2 separate regions of the Homo sapiens genome follow, and region 2 is linked to region 1. A link is an interaction called in ENCODE POLR2A ChIA-PET data of the cell type or tissue named here. Cell type or tissue: PC-9. All regions are shown on one strand.

Region 1 (8,000 bases):
GTTTTGCTCCCCAGCCTCCATCTTCCTTCTGTTCAAAATGTCAGACCAATTTTCATTTAGTACAGGGGTGTCCAATCTTTTGGCTGCCTTGGGCCACACATAAAATACATTGATAGCTCATGAACTTAAAAAAAATCATTTAAAAAACTCAATGTTTTTAGGAAATTTACAAATTTGTGTTGGGTCTCATTCAAAGCTGTCTTAGGTTGCATACAGCCTGTGGACTGGGGGTTGGACAAGCTTGATTTAATACATCCTCAGTCTTTTCTTGAATGATAGTGTCTGCAGACTTCCAAGAGCCCTTCCTCTCCTCCTCAATCCCCACCAAGTAACATGTGTGCTTGAGACCCAAAAGTGGGCCAATAGGATGATCATTCTTCAGCTCTAGAATGATCAGGAACAGTACAAGGAAAATACTGGAAAGGGTTAGAGTCAGCCACCACACAGCAGCAACCTGGCAAAGGTAGTCAAGCAGGCCTGCTAACTAGGCCATCTGGCACGGCAAGGAGTCCTGCCTTTCAGCATCTGGTTCTTCAGCCTTTCCTAGGATCCTATGAACTCCCTACATCCTTCTAATATAGCATATTTTTAAATTAGTCAAAATCTTTTTCTGTTGCTTGCAACCAAAAGCTCTAACTGATTTGGGCAGAATTTATTCATAAAAAGAAGTAAACTAAGAAAATACTTGATTTGAACAAACTTCATTCTTCACAGATTCATCAGATATAACTATAAGAGACCTTAGAGTTCATGGCGCTTAATCTGATACACATGAAAAAAAAATAAGCTGAGATCAAGTTCCTTTCCCATTGTCATATAGCTGGTAAGTGGCAGTGCTTAGAATAAAACTGAGGTCTGCTGCTATCCGTTCCAGCAAGACTATTTGAATTACATGTTTTAATTACTTTCATTTTTTACAATACCTCTAGTTCCTGGAAGTGGAGCTGCTATCCAGTACCCCAAATGTGGTGCATCATATGTCCAGATTAAATGATTGTTATGTTCCTTGACCATTCCCCGACCATGATTTACCCAAGCACCTAAAAAGGTATGTAAAAAATACTTGTTACAGTTATATCTTAAGAACTGATGGTCATGCACAGAATACATTATGGGACTTTTTCAAAGATTATGAAAACTGTGGCAATATATAATCATAGGCTAATATATATCACATCATATTATAATATAGTATATACTGTAATAGAATAATTAGAATGATTTGTTGTGACCAAAAAACACTGTAAATAAACTAAGGATGGCCAGGTGCGGTGGCTCAAGCTGGTAATCCCAGCACTTTGGGAGGCCAAGGCAGGCGGATCACAAGATCAGGTGTTCAAGACCAGTCTGGCCAACATGGTGAAACCCCGTCTCTATTAAAAACACAAAAATTATCAATTATGACACCTATTATTGTAATAGGTACTGAAATAAACTCACCTTAGAATCAGACCTTCAAATAAGTGGATCACAAAGCCTTAATCATGGAATTCATGAAAAACTTATCTATTAATTTTGTGAGTTTTAAAATTAAAAAGTACTAAATTTTCACATTTCTTGATATTAATACATGTTTTTGGCATACTAATTAAGAATTGTCATTCCAAAAAAGTTGTCATTTTATATTAAAACAAAATAGTTATTAAAAACACAAAAATTAGCCAGGCGTGGTAGCACATGCCTGTAATCCCACATACTCAGGAGGCTGAGGCAGGAGAATCGCTTGAGCCTGGGAGGTGGAGGTTGCAGTGAGCTGAGAGTGCGCCACTGCACTCCAGCCTGGGTGACAGGGCAAGACTCTGTCTTGAAAAAAAATAATAATAAAATAAACTAAGGACACAGACATACTTAGAAAAATCATGACTCTCCAGATTCTATTTAAACTGTGGATATTAAGATAGCTCTTATCTGATATTCTGATTAAATATACTGTTTTATGGCCTTAATTTTTTACTAAATATTGTCTCGGTCTAGTACTGTTGGTATTGTTCTTATAGAACTAGATCTTCTAAACTTTCAATAAATGTTACCTCATCCAGTAAAATTTGCTGTCAAAAGAAAAAAGAATTCAGTAAAACCTGTACCTTTTATGAAGTTTTATTTATAAATAGCATAACAAAGCTATTTGAGTTTGGTGTATATTTGTATTATGGTTTATTGATTTATTATAGTGAATTATCTATAACATGTAAAAAAGTATTTTAATAAGGTAGAGAAACTGGAAAATGAGAATAATTTAATCTATTGCTTTTAAATAGTCCACAAGTGTTACATCAGTGATAAATCAATTCAAAAAATGTTGTCACTGAAAGGTACATTAGAGATAGATGCCTTGGCCAGAAAGAACAATCAGCAACTAGGACTCAAACAGCAGATATTCTTTTTTTAAGTGCCTTAACACGACTTCCTCATTCAACAAATCAGGAAATTGAGGCCCAAATAAGTTAAATGACTTATTCCAAGTAGTACTGCTGGTAAACAGACTAGATTCCAAATCTTAGAGTTCTTAATCTAATGATTTCAGTAGCATACTACCGTGGTTATATAGTTTCCACTCTTTCTTTAAAACATAGATATATTACTGCTTATATTCTCTATAGTGAAAACGTATGTGTTTTGGGGGCCTTATTACCTAACAGGAAATCCCATTTCAAGTTTTGAGGATCTATTGCGCCCTATTCTCAGCCAACATGATCAGTTTAGGGTCCCATCCAGCTTCAACATGTGACCTAAAGTCTAAATAAATCTGTGCATTCAATTTGCAGGTCACAAAGACAGGTTCTAAGATGGGCATGCAAACTCCACTCTACAACTACAGTGAGTCCAAGGGCTTCTGCTATATATAGCTCCTAAGAAAATCTCTACTGGCCTTCAACCTGGCAAAGTATAACGTTAGAGCACCTACAGCCTTCTTGTCAGTCTGAAGGGAAATCCCATCCTAGAAAGGTGCTAATACAGAGCAAACAGATGAGAGTGAAGGAGGAGAGAAACCAAGCCCAAGCCCTGTGAAACTATCTAGACTGTAGCATGACTCACCCAAGGAAGTCCTACCTGTAAACTTTTCAGTTGTGGGCTGATCATTTTCCTTTTTCTGTCTTTTTTTGGTAACTTACACTCCTACCTTATTTACATGGGAACCCATGAACAAAAACAAAGGGAAGCTGAGGATGAAAATATACATATATTTCCAGCTGCTATTTAGGAGGCGAAACCCAGAAAACAAAACTAGTATCTAAGGGGTTTCTTTGGAAAAACAATTACTTTTTCTATCTCTTAATAACATAATGTTACTTATTTTCATGAAACTAGCATACATTTCCCTATGGCCTTAAACCACGCTTTTAGATAGGTATTATGAGCTTATCAAAACAAAAACAAACTTCTAAGAAGAGAGATAATTTTAAAAAATTATTTCTACCTCAAAATGGTGGTGCTACAAAAAGGTAAGGGAATGAATAAATAATGCTATTTTTTTGACATGTGTATTCCCATCATTTGCCCAATGGTTGTATTATATTAATCAAAGTGAAGTCAATTTTGGTCACTAACAAATACATTTGTGATGTTACTAAAAAACTAGAGCTGTATCAAGTTCTAAGATAAAACATCCAGCTAGTCAATTGACAAATATGTAAAATATTCAGACTATTTTAACCTAGCTCACATACCTGTGTTCATATCAAATGTCCAAGCAGGTATGCGATCCCCTGCACTTATATCATTCAGACGTAGAAGAGGAAGAGAAACTTGAATAGAGCCATTGACCTTTAGTTCTTTTCCTCCAGAATATATTTTCACACATATTGCAGCAAGAGGAGTCAATTCAATGTTTTCAAAACCTATAAAAGAAGACAGTTTATTAAAATCATATGTAAACAGAGGTGGTAGTTACCTAATTATTATAGGTCTAAAATAAATAGTTCCTCTATTTCACCAAGGGTTATCTATTTTAATATCAAATAGATACTGAATACACATTAAGGATTTTTTAAATGTAATTTTAAAATATTGTCTAAATATAGGCTATGCAATGTAACACTGACAAATCAATATGAGCCTAAGTTATCTAAGTCATCTGATGTAAGGGGCACTAGAATCCAATTCAATATTTTTTATAAATCTAAAAAGCAACAACCAAAAAAACCCCATCTCACTATAGTACCATATTCCATAAAGGCTCTATCATACACCATCAATGCAGATGTAGATTTGAAATATCTCACCCTCTCTTTTCCAAGACCATCTGTTTCAAGGAGTGCTAGAACCCACAGATCTAGCTGCACTTCTTACATAAAAAGCATTCAGATTAAAAGTTGCACTTCTTACATAAAAAGCATTCAGATTAAAAGTTGCACTTCTTACATAAAAAGCATTCAGATTAAAAGTACAATTTTTAATGGATAGGTTTGGCAATTAAACATGAAACAAAATCACTGTAATATTACTTGATAAAAATTGTGTTAATATACTTGATTATTCATACAACTGAAAGAATATAAACTTAGATTTTAAATATAATACTAGACTTCAAAGCTTGAAAAGCAGGAGAAAGGGAGATAACAGAATTGGTTATATTGTTTTGCCTAAGGTTTTAAAGATTTACTAATACAATTTACAGTACGCTTTCTTAAATATCAGGAACTATCTATAGATGTCTGTTACTCTGGGCGGAGAGAGGGAGCAGAAAGTGCCTTTCTTTTGCTTTTGAAATATTAGCAATGCCAAACAAAGTTATAATATATACCAGAATATTTATGAAGAATAAAACTATTACAGATGTTAAAATTACAGTATTTCTACAAATAGATGGGAGAAAGTATACTTTTTATCTATTTGCTTTTGGTCTACACTTTTGAATCTTTGGCTTCAAAACTAGAAATTTGTTCATTCATTTAACAAATATTTACAAAGTCCCTACCAGCACCATGTACTCATATGGGCCCCAAAGACACAGTAAATATATTTCTGATATTGTCTGCAATATTTTTTCATAATAATTCCTATCAAATATCCTTTTTTGCCCCCATGTATTTACTCCTCATCAGTTTTTTCCCCCACCCAAATGTAAGTGCATGATAATCTAGAAAAGGCACATAATTAGGCGGTCAAGAAAGGCCTCCTCTCTGAGGAGGGCACATCTGAGCTGCAGCCAAATGGGAAGAACCTTCAAGAACTTTCCAGGCAGAATAAACAAGTCCAAAGCCTCCAAATTAGAAGTGATCTTGGCAGGTGCAGGAAAGAAAGGTGGCCACAGGGCTAGAGGGCAGCAGGGGAGACAGGCAAGAGTGGAGGGTCTTGGCAGCCACAGAAAGAGTCCTCATTATCATGACTGCTTATCATCTGGAATGGCTTCAGCCGTCAAACAGGCCAAGTAGTGGCTTACTGAAAATTTTCAATTAAATATAAGAATTAACTGTACTAAATTACCTGAAAGACAAATATTAAATGAGCAAAGCAGTGCCATACATATTTTATAGGCTGGCATGCTTGTAAGCCATCCACTGCAAGCACAAATCAAATGTTATATAAATTGTTAAGTAACTACATCAAACTACTCAGTAAAACCAGTTGGCTGGCTTTCTGAAGTACCTGCTTCAACCTCACCCCTCAGCTCCGTGCAGTCAGTGGCTTTACAAACTGTTGAAACTGACACACCAGCATTTAAGATAAAGTCAAGTCAGAGGAGAAAAGAATGGTGCAAGGGAAAAAAGACTGAAAAAAACAATGAGAAGGAGAACAGAACTTTTATGAAAGGACATTTTTATCCTCATGGAACTCTAGAACTGTGTAATCTAATAAAGTGACCACTAACTGCATGTGGCTATTTAACTTCCTCAGTGCACTGGTCATGTTTCAAGAGCACAACAGCCACATGTTGGACAGAGAAGAATATTTCCATTTGGCAGCACTGCTCTAGAACTTTTTAAATGATAGCAGCATTCTCAGGATAATCAAAACTATTAATGAATACTCTCAAAAGCAGGTAATAGAGTGTTGGGAAACAGTTCATTCTGACCCTTTCCCACTGAATCTAGTGAGTCTTGTCCATGAACATCCTCCAGCGCCATGAGCTTCATTTGTGATAGTGTGTACAGATACCATTCTAGTAAATGCTTTTATTTACACCATCCTGTAGGTTACATCTGGAAAATCTTGGCTGATGTCTTAGTTTGGCTTCCTCAAGCAGCAGACCCTGAGATAATAATTTGAGGGCAAATAGTTTATTTGGTAAGTAATCCCAGGAAGCACCTATCACTAACAGAAGCGTAATTCAGCAGGAAGGAAGGGAGCCAGTACAGGATGTGTTAACAAGCAGGTTATCACTGTGGTAACTCCAGCTCAGTTCCACTGGGGACATACACTGGCTCAGAGTTGTCCTAGCCACACCAACTTTTGTCTGTCATTGGTTGACAGCTTGCCCCATGTGATGGCCAAGTCTGCTTCTTGGAACCAAGGAATGCCCTCAGGCAGTCACAGATGTGTGCAGTAGGAAAAGCAGGTTTGTAACAGAATAATAAGTGTCATCTGGCTGGGGCACTGATAGCATCAACTCCAACAGGCAAAACAAAACTCTATCTAACCAAAATACTTATTTCCTGTTATCACTCATTGCTGGCTGTTCCTCAAATGAAATGAACAAAATATCTGAAAAAAAAAAAAAAGAAACTATCAGAATTATAGACTGTTTGAGGTGATTTTAAACAGTGGATTTTCAGTTAGGTTACAATGAGTGGTAAAAATGGTAGAACAGGCCTGGCGAGGTGGCTCATGCCTGTAATCCCAGCACCTTGGGAGGCTGAGGTGGGCGGATTGTTGAGCACAGGAGTTAAAGACCAGCCTAGGCAACATGGCGAAACCCCATCCCTACAAAAAATAAAAAAGATTAGCTGGGTGTGGTGGTGCATGCCTGTAGTCCCAGCTACTTGGGAGGCTTAGGTAGGAAGATCACTCGAACCTTGGTGGTTAAGGCTGCAGTGAACCAAAATCATGCCACTGCACTCCAGCTTGGGAAACAGAGCAAGACCCTGTCTCAAAAGAAAAAAAAAATGGTGGAACAAGTGTGGATGTACAGAGGGAAATGATGTTTGTAAAGGGTTTATTTATGAATGTATTTTTAAATGTAAAATTCCATTGTTCCACTAACTTTTATATTATGACAGCCTTATAGAAATTATATTATGACAGCCTTATAGAAATATATGAGTGCTGTTGACTCTAGAATACATATATTTTCAATATTTATATTTTACACAGAGAATAGCAAATATTTACAATAGCTTACTCCAATCTATAAACTTTTTTCTATCTCAATTATTGACACTTCTCATCAGTTGGATAAAAATGAATACATCAAATTATGAAAAAAATACAAACTGAATTTTAATTTTTGAATGTATTAAATTTTCAAAGCTATACAATAATCATAACTATTTTCTATACCTTACCTGCTTTGGATCAAATAAAATTTAATAAATTTAAAAGAAATCAAAATTTCCATGCATTTGAAATAATGTATGCTGAATTTTTCTTTCATTGAATAAGATATATTTCATTAAAGGGAATTTTTTATTATATACATTTTAATAACTAGATTTATGTCTCAAATGATGTGTATTATCCATAGCTTATATATTATAAGCTATTATAGATAGCTAAATATTTGATGAAAGATTTGTGTACTAATGTTTCTTATAACTATATTATACAAAAAGTAGATAATACCTGGTTTATTGAGAGTAATTCCAGTTGTATGCAGAAAATTGTCCACTTTCAAAAACTGTTGTAGAACTGTAAGATAGCCAGTAACGTTGCTAATATGATGGTTGTCAGGAAGTTTAATTAAGGCTTTTGAAAACTGAACACTTGGTTGAGACTTGGCATCTGGAAAAAAGGAAACCTCATTAACAAAGAGATAAAGGCATGTTAAGCATAGCAGCATTGGTCAGGATGTCTTACTTTAAAAGAAGCAATTATAATTATTGCTAAACATCATTAGCATC
Region 2 (8,000 bases), 85 kb after region 1:
ATTTGAAGAAAATATGGCATTAATCTGACTAGGAAAAAGGAAAGTGAGAGGAATGCATGGTATAAAAATAAATGTAGTTGTTCAAGCACAGCTGTTGTTATTTTTGAAATGTTCTTTGGCGTCAGTTCTATAGTCACATATTTTTAAATGTCTATGGTGCACATATTTGAAATGGCACTTACCAAAGTGTGAATATCTCCTTCACTGAGGGCAAGATCCCGCTTAGTGATGAGATGGTCCCGCTCACCTTGCCCGGCAACCGTGTCATTCTTTTCAGTTGTTTGCAAAGATGAGATCTAATGCAATCACATTAATAAAATGGTGGTAAATGATAATGAAAAACATTTTACATCAGCATTTTGATATAAACTCTTAGATATGATTAAAAAATAGTGAATGAAAATTTAGTATGACAGAATATTTACCACTCAGTATATAGTGAGCAGTAAGGACAGAAAATAAAGATTAGAGTCTTTAATATGTACCAAAAAAGTTAGCTCTCCCTAACCATTATTTTCAGCCCTTGCTTAGCTAGAGTGGAAACTGATGAAACATACAGAAATGGCCTGAAATTCCACAGTACATTTGTGATGTCAATCATGGGTATATCTTTTATTTTGTTTCTTCACCTTTCCTTAGATCATATTGTGTAATAGTTTCTAGTGCAAATCTATGATGGAGATGACTATATCCAAAAGTCAAGATAATCATGAGTAAAATGGTATAGCTTATCCCAAAGGTAGAAATTTTAACAACAAAACACCCTTGATGTGATATTATGCCCTGAAGAAACAACAACGTGATGGAGCCAAGGTCAAACTGAGTCACTGAAGGACACATCTCATGAGGCTCAGTAAGCACTCTATGAAGATGTGGTTCACTAGACATCACAGAATCAATTCTTACCCATTATACAAATGAACTTATCCTAAGTGTACTGCTTATGAACTAAACCATTTTTTGCAGAGTGGGTTTTATATTAAAATAGTTGTTTTATTTTATGAATTTCTTTTACAGGTTTAGAAAGAAGGCAATGAAATATCATTGTAATGAAGAGCTGCTATTAAGCATATTACCTTAATTCTCAAAGGGTTGATCTCCATATCTGAAGTGCAGTTCATTGGTCCATCAATATCATAATGAAGGATATACAACAGAGTGTTATTATTATATTTGTAAGGCCACTGAAGATGGAGCATTGCCTTGCTGAATGAACTTGGACCATTGTTTCTCAGCTAAGGAGAAAAAAGAAAATGTATCTACACCTTGGGCAAAAATCTGTTCCATAATCCTTCCCCTACATCAACTTTAGAAATCATGTTAGCAATAGGTTTTAAATAACAGCAATTTCCACAGTTAACCTCTAATTACAATGTGACCATTTTTATGCAAAAATGATCAAACTCAACATTTGTCTCTAACACAGAGTAATATGTGTCAGGATAAAAATATAAACAAGGTTGGGCACAGTGGCTCATGCCTGTAATCCCAGCACTTTGGGAGGCCGAGGCGGGCGGATCTCTTGAGGTCAGGAGTTCATGTCCAGCCTGGCCAACGTGGTGAAACCTGTCGGTGAAACCCTGTCCCTACTAAAAATACAAAAATTAGCCGGGCATGGTGGTGCACACGTGTAATCCCAGCTACTCAGCAAGCTGAGGCAGGAGAATCGCTTGAACCCGGGAGGTGGAGTTTGCAGTGAGCTGAGATCGCGCCACTGCACTCCAGCCTGGGCGACAGAGCAAGACTTCACCTCAAAAAAAAAAAAAAAAAAAAAAAAAAATATATATATATATATATATATATATATATATGTATGTATGTATAAACAAAAGGCAAAATATTTAAAAGTTATTAATGAAGGATGACAAAGAAAATTTCTTCCTATAGAAATAGTTTTGATTATTTGCCATAGGTATTTTCAATTTTTAGCCAGAACTACAAAATGCCCATGAGAAAGTACCAATGACATTTCTTTATTCAAGTAGAACTAATTTATTTTAAACAACAAATTATATAAACTGCTTTATTTAAACAAGTCTATTTGTCAAATAAAAATGAATTTATGTATAGGGAAAATATTCAAAGAAATCTCTGACACATACTTAACCAATGTAGAGTTTACATAAAAATTACATAGAATTTTTTTTTTAAAGTAGCTTAGTTGTTCCTCTCTTCGTTGGCTTGCTCACGAGGTTTGAGTAAAATCTAACAACTGCAAACCTCATAGATGTGCTGAACAACTGGCCCAACATCTTCTTCAGTCTCAGGGTTCTCCTTGTGCTCCCAGTTTGGAATCGGAAGAAAGACATGATCAGGACTCGAGACTCTAAACAATGACCAAAGAAAACCTACCATGAATATCAAAATGATATAGTCAGTTCATTTTCAAAAGTACCCCATATTCATTACTCAAATAAATAAAATTAGATTTAATTTTAAAAAATACTTTAAAAGAAAACTAATGAACACACACATGCACAAAAACTGCTCTTATGAAATGTACACGTAACAGGTGAATTGACAATTTGTGTAAAAGTTCAACAAAATTATTTTGTGCATGTTGTTGCCATGTCTTGTTCCTTTTGAGGATCACCCAGTATTGGGGGTTTGGAACATACCTAGGATTTTATTTCTACAGAAGCTAATGCCCTAGTAAAACCACCACTAAACATGCAGGGTCTATTGTCCAGAAAAGGCTAAGGCCTGACAGTTACCTTTAAAAAGCAATCATGAGAATGAGATACTCAACTAAGTATTCATACTGACCCTCTTATCTCAACTGCAGCTAAAACAGCAAGATCAACTTTGTGAGATACAACTGGGCTTACTTTGTCAAATAGATTTGAGCTGAAAAAGAAAAAAAAAAACTTAAAAATGAATTATGCATAACAACCAAGAACATACAGAGGCAAACCCAGTGAAACTAAAAATTAACAAACGAAACAAGTGTAAAGCTTATACCTCAAAATAGTTATTTTCATTAACACTTAATTCCAAGAAGATGAACATTTTCTTTCTGGATTTTAAATTTTGTTTTACAAACTCAAATCTGACAATAAAATTATTCTTATAATGTAAATATTGATTTTAAAATGCTATAGTCAAGCAATAAAATTTAATCTGCTACTTTATATTTAAAGTATATTACATAGTATATTTACAACAAATAATATTTATTTGATAGTTATAAGTGAATATAAGTTGTTTTCATACCTTTGGATTTGTAAGTCAAATTTCACAGAAGTATCCATCTCTGACTGCTGGTGCACACTGAAACGAAGACCAGCTAAGAGCTAAAGGAGAGAGGAAAAGATAGTAATGCTAGTCAATGTCTAATTAGCAAAATTTCAAATCCAATGTCTAAATAAAAAATAATGTTCTAAAATGGGGTTTTTCTGAGCTTACAATAAAACTGAACAAAGATAACTAAATCTTATTTTCTATCAAACCTATTTTACTTAATATACCTGGACCAATCCATAAGAGAGCCTATTTAACAACAATTATTAATCATAATTATACCTCCTTATAATACTAACCATCTTTCTAAAAAGTGCAAAAGTAAATGTTTGTTGATCCAGTGAAAGTCTAGCAACTGGGTACAATAATTTGATAACACGAAGCTAACCACCAAAGTATGTGCTGTGTTCATAGGCCAGGAAAGAAGAAATGGATGGTTTACTAGAGTAAGGGAACATGGCTAAAGAAGGCATGAGTAGGGCCACAACCAGAATTTCTCCACACACCTCTCATAACACTCCCAACACCAAATATCCTAATTCCTGCAGGCAGAAAATTGGTAGATTTTAAATAAAACAATTGAACCACCAGGTACAAAAAAGAAGGCTTCTTGGGGATCACACAAATGACATATAAAAACAGTACTTCCTGGGTTCTGCCTCCCACTCCACAAAACCTGGAGCTGGCTACTTGTAATAAGCAGAAACTATATAATAACCAGAAAGTTAGAGAGAATGAGAATATGAGAAAATAAAAGGCATGCTCATTGTTAATAAAACATTGAATACACGTGAAAAACTGAACTTAGGGTAATTTGTTCAAGTTCTCATCCCTAAGATACCATACATCTAGAAATACTAATGACTTGTAATAGAAAACATACTAAAGAAATATGGAATATTTAGACCTGTATTACCACAGATCTTCAAAGTACCAGTATCAATAAGTCATTAAATAAATTCTATTGAAAAAGTCACACAGCATATGCTGCCATTTTGTCCTTGCTACTAGAAATTCTACAAGGTATATTTTGTTTACTTTTTAGAGGATTCGGAAAGCAAGCCATTGGCTGCTTCTTTTCAAGCTCCTGGGCACCCTGCTCCACCATCTGAAGGGGAGCCTGATTTAACTGACCTTCACTTTGATCCTCTGTGTGGGGCCTGTGATGGAATCTAGCTCACCTAGGATTGACAGTCTTGGTAGTTGCCAGAGTAGCTTTTCAGGATCCATTAAGGCATCAGTGTAAAATAGCAAAAATTATTATTTCAGTCCTTAGTTTAAACCACGTTCTCATCCATTCACTAAAGTGAAGGAGGCATAAAGAGCAGCTGATTGCAAACCGTGTAGGAGCACAACCAATTGTTTTCGTATCTTAGTTAAAACTAAGCAAAACTCTGCTAATCATTTAACTATTATATCGAAACCAATTTAAGGACATTGTTTTGAAGTGTTTATTTTTAAAAATTACTATGAGCCCAGACAACAATATGCTTTTCTATTTGCCAGGGAGAAAAATCCGTTTAATTAAATTGTCTTACTTGAGTTCCAGCCTTCATTGGGTTTCCAAGGTCACATACCACCTGGCGAGTTTGGTTTTCTGTCTTAAATGCACAGGAAAGTCTTGCTAAGGCCTTTGATAGACCAAAAAAAAAAAAAAAAATGGATATGAAAGGAAATAAAGTATCACGCAGTTGGATATTTCAGTTTCTTGTCCTAAGCAAATAAATCTAGTTGAGCAAACCAGGAGGTAAGGAAAAAGCCAGAATTGGGTACAATTGCCACATGGAAATGCAGAAGTGTTTCTGAAAGATCCCTAGAGGACTACCATACAAAACCATACAGCCTCTGACAAATAATTTGATGGACAGGCTTAGACACTTTATCTATCTAACCTTGTTTCCAGGCACTTAGCTTGCAATTCTAAAAATGTCATATCAATGCATTATGCAAAGTATTAGGCTTAAAAGGAATTATGTAAGATAGGCACTCCATTGTCTATCAATTTAGCCTTAGGTAGAATAGCTAAGCTTGTGCTTCACTAAATAGGGGAACAGCTCATTAATGTTAATAAGATCCGTGAGTGCATTTCAATTTTTAAAGAGGCAGCCTGCTTACTTCATTGTTTCGGACAACCCCGATGAAATCAGCCTGCAGTGGAATGGAAACGATGAGCTCAGCTTCGTAGGCACCTTCTCCTTGATTCTGAGCCTTAACAATCAATGTCAGAGGGTTGTCATCCCCAATATAGATCTTCTTTTGATCACTACAAGTTAACAATACAAATCCAGACTGAGAAAAAAAGACTACATGGGGAAAGTATGACTGTTCAAAGAAAGAAGAGATAAATACACAGCACTGACATGTTCAACAGTGTCTCAAGGTATTTTAAGACTACTTCACAGCTTGATAGAAAACAGAAAATAGCACACTGGGTGCAAATCGAATGCTTCTCTCAATAAAAATAAACATTGATGCCACTAATATATCACTATCATTCATATCTATTACTGAAGTGAATTACATGTACTTTGTAATTCCCCAATATTTTTCTAAAAGCTAAATTAATCACGTGTCATAATTCTCACAATATTCTTTATAATTCATATGCCTTACAAAATGGTAAGGATATTCCTTGAGTTCAAAGAATGTTTATGATGAAGTGTATCTTTAAAATGATACAATATTATTTTGTGATATTACCCAAAGTTGAATGGTAATAACTCTTTCAACCTAGGCAACTAGTGAAAACACAGTGGATATTTTCTTTAGAAGCTCAATATTGATAGTTTTAGTGTTATAGAAAATCAGGCATTACCCTCCAGGATAACTAATTCTCGTTAAAATATGTTAGTCCTTTGAATAGAAAAATGTGCCCTTCCATTTAAATTTCTTACTACATTATTATTTCAAGCAAAACTTACCTATCTACAGAAACTTCCAGCTTGGGTTTACAGACATTGTCTTCACCACAGTCAAGTAGAATGTGAGCCTAGAAAAAAACATTTTATTTTTCTACATGAAAAATACCAATGCAGGTGGCATAAGCAGTGTTTATCAATATCTATGTGGTTAAGCCTATATGTACACATGTATATATTTTCAGATACTCATCAGCTTGTTTGTTGTATACCTGAATGCAAAAGAGACCATGGCCACTTATTTTTAAGCAGGTCAGTGTAGCCAGTCAAGAAAGAGAAAGAAGAAAAAGATTCATAGGATATGATACAGTTCCTTGGAACCTTTCAGTTTTATCTCAGATTAAGCTGTTATCATATTTGAATGAAGACTGGTGTAGAAAAGAAAGTAATAGCCAAGAAATGAGGCTTCATTTTTACCCTGCTGCTAGTTAAGTTGTGAGATGTTGGGCAAAATAGACTCCCTTCTAGAGTTTCTCATTATGGACTGTGCCTCTACCAATATCAGGAAATAGGGCTGCAGAGGATAAAAGAATAAGGAGCTGTAGATATTCAGCAGCAATTCAGACAGGCAGAGAGACCAAGGGGCAAAAGAAACTGGATAAAATGAGTCCAGCATTGCATGGTCATTTGGAAAAAGATGAAGGAAAAGGAACTTGAAGCATTATAGTTAACCAATCAGGGTAGGTGAAAAAAACAAAGACCTGAACTTTTTCCCCACTAGATCTGGCCAGGAGAATGTTCCAGCTAGAGCAAAATGGAAACACCCAAAAGAGAGAAACAGTGGGAAAAAAGCAGAGGAGCTGGATAGGATGTGAAAGAAGAAACATAAAAATTAAGAAAAGAATGGAAAATAAAGATGAGGCCATTTTTGCTTTGCCTACTGGTAACATCCAAAGGGCTTCAAGCACAGAAGCAGACAAAAAGAAGAGAGAAAAGGATTTAAAGGAAAAGAAAGATAGAGTCCTTTAAAAAAAGGATGATGATTGTAAACTTCCAAGTCACAAGGAATGTCCGGAATTAAGGCTTCAACATACACATTTTGGGGGAACTCAGTTCAGCCCTTAACAATATTTAAAATATTGTCATTTTTACATGGAATCACTTAAAAATTATCAGTGGAATATTTTGCATTCTGTTTCTTACTGTCTTCAAAATCCAGAATGTATTATATACTTTTAGCACATCTAAATTCAAATACTTAGGTTTTATTAGAAATTTTCTTTGCATTTACAATTCATATAATTCACAGTTGAAAATGTAGATTCAAATACTCAAGTTGTTCTAAACTTACTAAAAGTTTTGCAGTAAGAGAATTAAGCATCAGCTTTTAACGTTAAATTAATTAAAATTAAATAAAATTTAAAAATCAGTTCCTCAGTGACACTAAGCCCATTTCAAGTGCTCAGAAGCCACATGAGGCTTGCAAGTGGCTATATATTGGACAAAGATTCGTAACTGTCGTTTTAATTTGAAGGAAACACAAAAATATACGTGAATTAATTCAATTACCTAGATATAAGCAGTTGCTATAAGCCTTTTTAAAAAAGGACTATTAGAAGAACTATATGGTGATTCTTTACATCATGCCAAATATAAATCAACGCTTGATTAGATCAAAGTGTGGACTTTACAGATAACAAATTAACTAGTGATAAGGTATGTATAACATTCCCAGTTAGAATGTTAGATGAGTATCTTAAGTTTGCAATGAGACATATGTATAAAATATTAATAAAACTGTAATATAGAGATATTTGGCTGATATCACTCTATAGGGGAAAAAAAGGACTTAGCTGGCATTGAAGCAGCCATAGTATTAAAATATGCTGTCAGGAAAGATAG

The links. ChIA-PET counts read pairs that join two places held together with the same protein. Peaks named below come from ENCODE experiments on the same cell type or tissue, not always from the same donor. Only the 100,000 strongest peaks of a DNase experiment are listed, where the experiment ranks them.
Region 2: POLR2A ChIA-PET joins it to region 1 with 5 read pairs; 2 of 35 experiments call an interaction of 5 or more read pairs at or near these places.

The regions. Positions count from the first base shown.
Region 1 is chr2:186,746,973-186,754,972 of GRCh38, reverse strand. It overlaps FAM171B (family with sequence similarity 171 member B), which reads right to left. Exons shown (of 8, transcript NM_177454.4): 4 at 7,723-7,881; 5 at 3,669-3,839; 6 at 924-1,040. Among named protein-coding and RNA genes, the nearest start is that of FAM171B, 57 kb to the right of the region's middle. In PC-9, no CTCF peak of the experiment used is centred here; DNase peaks (open chromatin) are centred at 3,012 and 3,682; H3K27ac peaks cover 1,408 bases.
Region 2 is chr2:186,661,997-186,669,996 of GRCh38, reverse strand. ITGAV (integrin subunit alpha V) reads right to left here. Exons shown (of 30, transcript NM_002210.5): 19 at 6,162-6,229; 20 at 5,356-5,503; 21 at 4,779-4,871; 22 at 3,214-3,293; 23 at 2,767-2,847; 24 at 2,221-2,326; 25 at 1,077-1,235; 26 at 183-296. Among named protein-coding and RNA genes, the nearest start is that of FAM171B, 28 kb to the left of the region's middle. In PC-9, no CTCF peak of the experiment used is centred here; no DNase peak of the experiment used is centred here.